Linked DNA regions of Homo sapiens: region 2 is linked to region 1. The links are chromatin loops, found by intact Hi-C in ENCODE. Cell type or tissue: ascending aorta. All regions are shown on one strand. Each heading gives the region's core, and the rest is flanking DNA. Links, peaks and the distances in the headings are about the cores only.

Region 1 (5,397 bases), core at 1,540-4,039:
CAGTAGAACAGCAAGTGCAAAGGCCCTGTGGCAGGCGCCAGCTTAGCATGTTGAATGAACAGAGAAGGCTGCTGTGGCTGCAGTGTAGGGGGCAAAGGGGAGAGGGTTGTAAAATGAGGTCAGCATGGTGGGAGGAGTTCAGATCACAAAGGAGCTTGTAAGCCACAGTACAAAGGTGAGCTTTTATCTTAAGTGAGGTGGAAAGCCTTTGTGGGGTCTTTGCAAGAGAGTGATATGACCTGATTTTCCTCTTCGTAAAATCCCTGTATGGAGAGGGGATTGTAAAGGGCAAGAGTAGAGGCGGGGGAGAGTTGAAATACAGAGAGACGATGGGGGCTGGCCTGGGAGGGTGGTGGTGCAAATGTATTTTTGAAGGAAGCACCCACAGAACTTGCTGATGGTTTGGCTGTAGGGGAGCAAAAGACAAGGAGCCCCACAGATAGTTCCCAGCTTTTTGGGTTAAGCAAATGATATGCTGGAGGTGGCCCTAACCGAGATGGGGGAGCCCATAAGCATTTGGGGGTTCTGGTCACAGAGTCCTTTCTGCACCATGCTAAGCCTGCGGAGTTCATTCTCAGACATTCGAATGCAAATGCCAGGTGGGGAGCTGGATACAGGAAGAGGCCTAGGCTAGGGACAGATTCAGATGTCATCAGAAAGTAGATGGGGTTTAAAACCACTGGACTGAATGAGATACTTAGGGAGAGTTACAGACAGAAAAAAGAAGGGGCTCTGGGACAAGCCTGGGGGCATAATAACACTCATCGTGAAGTCACAGAAGAGAAGCCAACAGAGATAGACAAAGGGCAAGAGTGGCAAAGGCGGCTGAAAGGTCCGGCGAATTAGGACACAGCCGACAGAGTCAGCAACACAGAAACCACTGGCGACCTGTCCTACTAGTGGTGAAAAGTGTCACTTCTGGATCCAGCAACTGGGAGGGGACATGGTGAGTCAACTCCCAGAGTGGGCATGATTCAGAGTGAGGGGTTGCTGGGCAATGCGGCCTTGGGCCTTGGGTGCCAGCCCCCATGGAGGACCAGGTGACTTCCATGAGTACAGGCTGCCAGCTTCAGGGCCACCGCCATGCTACACCCCGCAGCTGCTCCCACGCCACCTGCAGAAGGCAGTACCTTTCCATCCTCTCTGTTCCACTTCTACCACTGCAGAGGGAAGGAAGGAAAACACCATCTCCTCTCACTTCCTGACCTTCCTCCTCTGCCTCCAAGAGCCTTTTTTTGGTTTGTTTGTCCTATGCACGACTTTTTCAGTTTTCCAACAATCACTGGTGTCCTATACTTCTTAACCCTCCACTTGTAAAACAACACCTTTCAGACACTCCTCAGCTACTTTTCTTGCAAAGAAACTTGCTGTCAGTAAAGACAAGAGAGTAAATGGAGAGAAACGGATAACCACCTGCTGATGTCTACTTGTGCTGCATTCTTGAGAAACTCACAAAACTGAAGGCAATCCAGGTCCTCAAGAGGTTTACGAACCAGTTGGTGAAACCACCTAGCACATGACGCAGAGACCAGCGTGGTGCCAAACAGTGTGACACCCGTGTGGGGCAGAGATGCCGTGTGTGGGTACAGCAGCTGGAGAGACAGTTCTGGAAAACCAGGGATATGTCACTAGAGCATAAAAGATGGACAGGAAATATGCTCTTCCTTAAAGTCTGATTAAAAAATAAAAGATACTTTCCAACAGGGCCCCGTGCCCATCTCAGCAACGCAGGGCGTGTGTAACCAAATCACACAGAAATGAGCACTTAAAATGACATCTGTTGGATTAATTAGCTGTGTAATTAGTCTCCCCTCAGCGGAGCTGGGCTTTGTGGCTGTTGTCTGAAATCTCCCCAGGTGACTTGATTCCAAATGCCACACTCCAAGAGGAAGAAAGCACAGGCCAGGAAAAGAAGACAGGCGTCCGAATGTGTTTGCGGGAGGCAGCGGGAAGGGAGAGGGAGTTTCTGGAGAATTTGGTGGGTCCCTCGGGAAGCTAGCTAGAACATCAGGGAGGAATAGCCATCCACAGAGGTGTCACTCGAGAACTCACCACCTCAGAGCAAATCGGCACGCCCCCAAGGCATGAGTTTTGGATAACCCCAAAGCACTAAACACTCAGAGACATGAATTAGGGCGGCAAGACCCTGGAGGTGAAGAGAGCCGAGTATGGATTCCGAGTTGGACACAAAGAGACGGGACAGAGGTCAGAGCTCTTGTCCCTGGAGGAGTTGTTTGGTCTTCCTCCGCTGACAGCTGCAGCCATCACTAATGTGAACCCAGTCTGGGCAAAAAAAAATTAATAATGAAAATGGTCAGAGCCTAATCTGAGAACCAGAAAGTGAACAACCACGCACAAACAGAAGTCTCCAGCCAAATCACTCCCCACAGTGCTTCCTCAAGCACAGCTGGCTTCGGAGTCACACTTGCTGACTCATGTCTAGGACACATAGCCCTGGGACCCGCGCCACTTGGCCTGGCTCACTAGAGGAGCCGAGGAATATTCCCCATGCTTCTCTATCTATAATTATTTTAGAAAACAAGAGACATGGCGGTAGAGGGGAAGTATAGAAGACAAAGGCACAGGAGCTATGGGAGGACCACAGTGAAAACCATCTTGGAGCAGGGGACTCCTCAGCTGGGGACGAGCCAGTGGGGTTACCTTTGATCTCCCCCACCCCCATCTCGAGGCACAGAGTACCCTCCACAGAGCAAAAACATCCGATGCTGCTCAGAGAACCTTCCTGGGCCTGCGACAATGAGCAGTTCGTAAAGAATCTGGAACATGAAACATTCAAATCAAACAAGCCCTGTTCGAAACCAGCAAGACATGTTCTAAAGCTAGATGGAGCCACTCTGCTAAGACACTCCCTGCCATAAACACAATCGGAGCTCCTCCCAGATCTTCAGTAGCGCCAACAGGCATCTGCAGGACCACTGCAGTGACACAGACTCGCTCCCAAGGGCAAAAGGGGTCTGGGAGCAAACACCAAACCCCGACATTATCATTCTCATTGTCCCGAAGGCCCATAGATACAGGCTGGGTGCAGTGGCTCAGGCCTGTAATCCCAGCACTTTGGGAGGCCCAAGTGGGCGGATCACTTGAGGTCAGGAGTTCGAGACCAGCCTGGCCAACACGGTGAAACCCTGTCTCTACTAAAAACACAAAAATTAGCCGGGTATGGTGGCAGGCGCCTGTAATCCCAGCTACTTGGGAGGCTGAGGCAGGAGAATCACTTGAACCCGGGAGGCAGAGGTTGTGTGCAGTGCTGTGATCATGGCTCACTGCAGCCTTGACCTCCTCGGCTCAAGCAATCCTCCCACCGCAGCCCTCTCATGTAGCTGGGACTATAAGCACCACCACACCCTGATAATTTTTTTATTTTTTGTAGAGATGAGGTCTGGCTATGTTGCCCAGGCTGGTCTTGAACTCTCAGGCTCAGCTGATCCTCCCACCTCAGTCCCCACTGCAGCTAGGACCAGAGGTGTGTGCCGCCACACCTGGCTAATTTTTTAAATTTTTTTATAGAGACAGGGTCTGTTTATGTTGCCCAGGCTGGTCTTGAACTCCCGGGCTCAAGTGGTTCTCCTGCCTCAGCCTCCCTGTGTTGAGTTTACAGGTGTGAGCCATGGCCCCAAACAAGTTTTTTAGTAACACATTACACATTCGTGAGCCTGAGTCTGTACAAAATCCTACTTCAATGGCCAGCACAAAATCAGTACTCCACAAATGTTGTTGACCCAGGGAACGAAGACCCCTTCCCAGTGATTTCAGTCTCCCAGAAGCTGCACAGGGAAATCTGGGAAATCCTGTGCCTCTTGGGTCCTGAGGGCTGGGGTCTGAACCCATGGGAGGAGAAGAAGTCAGGGTAGCCAATGCAAGGATGCCTTCCACCCAGAACCCAGACTTCTGTCTCATTCTGAGGGGCAGCAGGAAGACACGGATGCCCCGGTGTGACACGTGCCACCAAGAAAACTCCACAGAGGTCAGCTCAGAAGGGGTTAGAAAGGTCCAGTCATCCTCCAGGAAGAGCATACTGCCAGCGACAGAAGACAGGAAGAGAGACTCAAAAGGAACAGCAGGTGGGTGTAAACCCCTTCAGCAACCCCAGTGCACAGGCCGGCCCTGCCAAGGCAATGTGGGTATCACTGTTGACCTAAGAGACTGGCTATGCTTTGGAGGCTCTCATCCTGAGTCCGGGAACATGCTCCACTCATTAACAGGTTACAAACCAAACACTATCAGTAGATAAACATTTCTAACCTTCTAACTAGTTTGCCTTTTACAGAACCAGGAGGGGGACCCTAGAGAACATCTCCTAATCATTCTTGATGATTAGTCCCAATTTAAACCTACTCTCTGCATTCCCTATTAGCGACCTATACACCATAGGCACACAGGGTCTCCCACGCACTGTGAGCAATGCTCACGTGCTGTGAATTTTCATGGTCTACATATAAGTAACCAGTGCAGGAGGAGACCAAGAAGGCCTGGAGTGAACCAGGGGCAGCTTCAACATCTGGCCAAGTTGCTGGTGACCGAACCAGGCCTCCTGATGTCCACTGTGTGACGCAAAGGCATTTCAATAAAAGGGACTCATGAAAAAAATGACTGAAAAGTAAGTTTGAACAAACAGCTCTAGAGAAAATTTCAGATTTCTTTATAGGAAAGCATTTTACTTAACACACAAAATGTGAATATTGGATAGGACACTTTTCTATAAATAACAAAAACTGGATATCATCATTAGAGGCATTTGTAAATTTCTTTTGTTGGGAACCACTGGAAGAAAACGGGTTTCACAAACAAGGAAGCCACATAGCTCTCTTTACACTTCTATAGAGCCTGCTGGCAGGTCATTATGAACAAATTTCTAGGCTATCCAGAGGTAGAGCTGCTAAACAAAACACGGGATGCCCAGTTAAATGTGAATTTCAGGTAAGTGTAAGTATAATTTATGAGATACACTTACACAAAACATCATTGTTGCTTATCTGAAATTTACGTTTGGAGGCCAAGGTAGGAGGACCACTTGAGCCCAGGAGTTTGAGACCAGCCTGGGCAACATAGTGAGACCCTGTTTCTATTTTTTTTTAATGTCATATAAATTTCTTTTTATACAAAGAAAAAGAATGAAATTCACATCACTGAGAATTCCACAGTTTTCTTTGCTGTATTTGCCAACACCATCCCAAGTCACCACCCTAATGTTGCTAGTTTCTACAGTCGCCAGTATTTCTATGAGTGACAGATTTTCTGCCATTAGAAAATTTTAACTTTCATTCTACATCCCGGCTGCTGTAAGTGCTAAAAATCAATTTCTGTTAAGTATTAAATATATACTTACTCAATACTACCGAAATGGTTTTCATAGTAACAGCCTTTCCCACCCTACAC
Region 2 (5,397 bases), core at 1,986-4,485, 150 kb before region 1:
ACTTAAAAGTTGAGGGGGGAGGGAAAAGGATAGAAATTGCACTATTACCAAGCAATATCATTTTTAAAAACAACGTTTTCAGAGAAGACCTAGCAGAATTTGACAGGTAAAGCTAGTGTTACATTGTTAACTGATATCACATAGAGAACCAAAAACAAAAACAATTTTTTTTCTATATGGTACAGACACAGAGTAACATACAACAGTTAAATGGCAAAAAATATATATATATATATTTCATAGAGTTACAAACAAGATAAAATAATGGAAAACAAAAAACTGTACAACTTTAAAATTTAAAAATGTTCATCTCAAACACAGGAAGAAATACAAGATTTCTTGTTAAAAGGAAATAGCTTGTTAAAACAGTAAATGTTTTGCGTACTTGCTTTTGACACCTTATGCTACAACTGGATACTGGTATGAATAGTTAGATGGTATTCTTTCTTTAGTATTTCTACTTAAAAAAAACAATTAAAAAAGGAATTTGCACTGTGCATCAGCCTAGTTAGAAATATGTACAACATTTCAGGATCTACTATTTCATTAAACTAAAAACAAATTCATAAAAATAAAATAGTCCCGGCTAAAAAAGAAAAAAAGAAAAAAAATCCATTTTCAGATCTTGGAATGCTCCAGTCTTTTGCAAAGTCGATGAGTGGCTTCAGCACTGGGGAAAGAAGCCCGAAAGGTGACCAATGGAACCTGTATTCACAGTCTTCAAAGTTCCCTTTTGAAACATAAGGAAGAAAACGAAGGGAAGAAGGATTTCACACTTTGGGGGCAAGGGGAGATGGTTTCTGTTGATGTTTAGCTATGAAAGTGAAACAGCAAAGCATCTATTTATTTGTCTCCAAAATCTATGTTTTAGCAGCACAAAGTTTTCAAAGTTCAGACCATTTATTTATTTTTCTTTTTACATGAGAAAGGGTGTGTGTTAACAGGAATATGGATATTAACAGAAACAAGTGCCTCACATACAGTTCCTTTTTTGCTTTCTGTACACTGCTATCTGCTGCTTTGTTGGCTGCGCTCTGGATCACTCGCTGCTCAGACTGCCTAACACAAGGACAAAACTTTGAAGTAAAAAATGTGTCTTTTGGTATATGGAATTGTCATTAACATTTGCCTCTCTGCTTGCAGAAGAAGCACATAACAACCTGGGAATCTTTTGTTTTTCTCTTTCTTTTATTAAACTAAGTCTTGTTTGTTTAAATCAGAAACAAATTCTCAAGTAACAAGAACCCTTTCCCTTTTTTCTGCATCAGCAGTGAAAGGGTGTGTCTTTGGATTTTATTTAAAGCATGAAATTTTTTTTTCTGAGAGAGGAAAGAAAAAACAAACACAAAACCAAAAACCAAATCCCTAACCAAAAACTTTTTTTAGAAAAGAAAAGTACACAGCCAATTACACAAATGGAAACAAATCCTTTAGTATAGAAAAAAAAAGAATATTTGAAGCTCCTACCAAACAAGGAGGAAAAGAAGGGGTACAAAGAAAAAAAAGCCAAAAGAAGGATAAATAAAAAATAAATGCACAAAGCTAACAGACACAGGTAACTAGAATTATATGCCTTTAAAAAGTTTCAACTCCCCAACCAAAAATAATCTGTGAGGATCCTAATGACCCCTAGAATCCCTTGAAATTCTTTCTTTAGTTTTATAAAATAATTCTGCAGCTCCCTCTAAGAAATGAAGGCAGCTACCTTAAGTGGGAGATTATAGGACGGGAGGTGGGAGAAGGAAAGAGAAAGTGGAATTAAGGGACAAGAAAGAGAAAGTGGAATTAAGGGACAAGGGGAGAAAAGCTTAGGCGAATCAACGGATTGCAATCTATCATCTGCTAGGAATGAACAAGACAACATCAAATGAGGAGCTGTCAGCTGGACCATACAAAAAGCTAAATGTACACAAAAGGTTTTTTTTTTTTTTTCCTTTTAAATCTACCATACTGCTTCAGTTCATTTCCAATGCAACAATCTACTCAACACCAAAAATGGTCATATCTATCATAAATACAGAAAGTCAGTTTTTAAAACTTATTTTTTTTAAGCTACAAGTCCTCAACACTCTTTGTGTGTGTGGGTTATTATTTTTTTTTTTTTTTGAAAGTGGGAGTGCTTAACTTTTCCCCTTGAAATTGGCTTCAGCAGAAAAGCTATCCTTAAAAATCCCCAGAAAGCTAAAGCAGTTCACATTGTTTTTCTTGAATACTTTCTGCCCATTTTTAAGTTAACAAAACAAAAAATCTTTTCTGGAACAAAAAAAAAAAAAAAAACTGAAAAAACAATAATATATAAAACAATGATTCTGAAAACAAAGTGTGAGCGATTGACCTGAGAATAAAAAGACATTACATTTCTTTTTTTCTTTTAGCAAGCCATTGGTATCTGAATGCTAAGATAGCAAGAAATTTAAAACTGTAACAAGGTGGACTGCTTTCCCATACAGTGCATGCCGGGCTCCTCTGTGCTATCAGCGTGGGGCGTTTATTGAAAAGGGGCAAATATACAAGGGGTTTAAGCTCCAAAGACATTAGGGAGGCCCTGCGGACTTCTGTTTCCCAGACCAATAGTACCTTCAAAAGGACACAATGTAACAGGGTTAGGGCTTTTTTTTTTTTTTTAATATTAAAAGAAAAGAAAAAGACAAGAATGTAAAATCACCGGCATAGATAGGTATATGGGAAAACAACCCACGCTTTTTCTTTTTTTTCTTTTTTTTTTTTTTTTTGTTTTTTGGTTAGAAGCTTTGGAATTGCAGTTAGTCTATTTTTGAAATTGGTTTGTTATTAATTTTTGTATTTAAATTCATTTGTTTGTATTGTTCATCTTCAAAGCTTACAATCTGAAGGTGTCCGTTCCTACACTGGTCAGACCACTGTCCTTGGGGCAGCTGGGGTCTTTGGGACCCTCCACCGGGCTCGCCGGTCCGTCGGACTTTTGGCTGAGATCCGTGTCAGACTCCTCCGAATAGTCGTCTGTTGGCATCGAGGGCTGAACCCCTGAGGTGCTGCATGAACTTGAGGTAACCGTTGAAGATGAGGAGAGAGGAGGAAAAGAAGGGGGCTTCGCTGCCGAAGCCCGGGAGACCACTTGCGGCCAAGACTTCCTGGAGGCGTGGGGGGAAGCGGAGGAGGGGGCGGCGGCCGACGGGGGAGGGGGGCTGTCGTTTGAGTGAGCGGCAGACTGCGAGGTAGATGCGGTGCTAGGATCGGGGAAGCAGGCAGAGTGAGGTAATAAACTAGGGTGCTCTTTGGCGTTTCTTGCTGCTCTCGTGATTGTTCTGTGTTTGTGCAAGGCCGACTCGAGATGTTGACTCAGAGCTTCCTCCCCACAGAGCGCGCTCTCGCACGCCAGGCAGTGGTACGAGCCGCCGCCGCCGCCGCCGCCGCCACCGCCGCCGCCGCCGCCACTGCCACCGCCGCCGCCGCCGGTGGGGACGTGAAGCACCATCTCTTGCAGGTTCACCACAGACTGGCCGAAGAAGCAGAGGGACTTCAGGTGGCTCCTCGCTGCCTCCTCGTCGCTGAAGCCCGCCTGGCACTTGCGGCAGACCAACTTGTACTGCACCTTTGGAACAATGAAGGGGTCGTAGAGGGAGTCCGCACTTTTGCTTTCTGCTTCTGGCTCTTCAGGGAGTTTCGGCAGGAGGGGGGACACCTCACGGGGGGTGTTTTTCTGTTCTTCTGGTTTGGGGGATTCTTTGGCAGGGTCTTTGTCTGGGGAAGGAGCCCCGGGGGGGACTGGGGTTTGGCTTGCTTTGGGCTGCTGCTGCTGCACTTTTTGCTGCTGCTGCTGCTGTAGTTGCCGCTGCTGCTGCTGCTGAATTGCCTCCTGCAGACTCTGCTGGTATTGCTGGTACTGCTGCAGTAGGGAGCCTGGGGACAGCCCCATCAGGGCCTGCGACAGTGCAGGGCTGTAGGGGAACAGGCCTTCCATGCCATACATAGGCTGCAGGTACCCGCTCTGCAGGGCGCCAGGGATCTGGGGAGCATAATAAGGAGAAAAGCCTGGTACAAAGTAAGGAAGGAACTGGCTTGTGAGCAATGCTGTGGGGTCCGAAGTCAACGCGGCCTGCAGGGCCTGCAGCTGTGCAGGGTCTACCGCATACTCCATGGTGGGCAGCGGGGCTGAGATCGTGGCTGCAGTTGCCGTGGGGGCCTCTCCTTTCTCCTTCTTGGGGACAGGCAGGGGTTCCCCTTTCCCTTTGTGTGCCTTTTCCTTCTCCTTTACTTTCTCACTGTCTTTGTCCTTGCGTTGCTGCTGCTGTTGCAGTGGGAGCTGTGGTGTGGGTGGCGGCTGGGCTGCTGGCGGCGGGGGAGGCTGCTGCACCTGTGGTTGCTGCTGCTGCTGCTGCTGCTGGGGGGGTTGCTGAGGGCCCATCGCCATCGTGGCTTGTGCTGGGGTTGGGGAGCTCAGCGACGCTGAGGACGGTTTATTTGGTAATCCAGAAGTGGGGAGGCCAGGGGAAGGAACAGTTGTGCTGGGCAGACCCATCAAGTTCGGCTTAGGAGACGTTAAAGCTGAAAGGAATGGAGACAGAAATCACCGGTCAGTCTGGGCAGGGGTAGGGCTGAAGCTCAAGACGTTTTACCGGTGTCACTGGCACACAGTTTGAGATGTCAAGGCTTGAAGGATCCTCTCAAAACGAACATTTCCAACAGAAGTATCCCACCAGGCTCAGGGCTGGACAACCTTGTATTCTAATGAGGACTCAGTCCTAGGTCAGCTCCCATACTTCCCCTTTCAGCCAAACAACTTCCAGAAGTATCCCACCAGGCTCAGAGCTGGACAACCTTGTATTCTAATGAGGACTCAGTCCTAGGTCAGCTCCCATACTTCCCCTTTCAGCCAAACAACTTCCAGAAGTATCCCACCAGGCTCAGGGCTGGACAACCTTGTATTCTAATGAAGATTCAGTCCTGGCTAGCTCCCATACTTCCCCTTCCAGCCAAACAACTTCCAACACCTTCCTGCCCAATGTGCCACACCCGCTAGTTCACATTTTCTTTGCCAAGTACTCCCAGCTACCATTCACTCTGCCCAACTGCAATTAGTCTAGAGGCCCCAAAGCTAGCTGTTTCTAGCTGGGGCCCATTTGCACCAAAGGCCTTCATCACAAAAATAGTATGGCCACGAGGTCCCCAGAGAAGTTATCTGGAGGAGAGCGGCAACAGGAGAAGAGAGAACGAAGGCAAGAAAGCTAGCACGGCCACATGAACAAAAACAAAACAGGCTCTACAGGTGTTCCTCCTCTCTGACCTCTGTTGCTGCAGCTGACTGGATGCTTTCGGAGGGTAGAGAGAAGATGATGAATAGGAAAGTGTGGAGGAAGGGCCTGGGAAGAAATAAGAACAATCCATTCAGGGAAAATTGCTTCCATGCCTTGGCCCAGC

Evidence for each region. Peaks named below come from ENCODE experiments on the same cell type or tissue, not always from the same donor. Only the 100,000 strongest peaks of a DNase experiment are listed, where the experiment ranks them.
Region 2: a loop joins it to region 1, with 2.8 times the contacts of the local background. A loop is called at or near these places in 2 of 110 quality-filtered maps.

The regions. Positions count from the first base shown.
Region 1 is chr16:72,936,569-72,941,965 of GRCh38, forward strand. The region is part of intron 3 of ZFHX3 (zinc finger homeobox 3); the gene reads right to left. Among named protein-coding and RNA genes, the nearest start is that of ZFHX3, 110 kb to the right of the region's middle. RefSeq lists enhancers at 1-256, 2,282-2,576. In ascending aorta, for the core only: a CTCF peak has its summit at 2,849; DNase peaks (open chromatin) are centred at 2,423 and 2,753; H3K4me3 peaks cover 1,443 bases; H3K27ac peaks cover 2,500 bases.
Region 2 is chr16:72,784,325-72,789,721 of GRCh38, forward strand. ZFHX3 (zinc finger homeobox 3) reads right to left here. Exons shown (of 10, transcript NM_006885.4): 10 at 1-4,524. The coding sequence ends at 2,840. The region is part of intron 3 of ZFHX3-AS1 (ZFHX3 antisense RNA 1); the gene reads left to right. Among named protein-coding and RNA genes, the nearest start is that of ZFHX3-AS1, 120 kb to the left of the region's middle. RefSeq lists an enhancer at 4,194-4,809. In ascending aorta, for the core only: no CTCF peak of the experiment used is centred there; a DNase peak (open chromatin) is centred at 3,327; H3K4me3 peaks cover 2,205 bases; H3K27ac peaks cover 2,500 bases.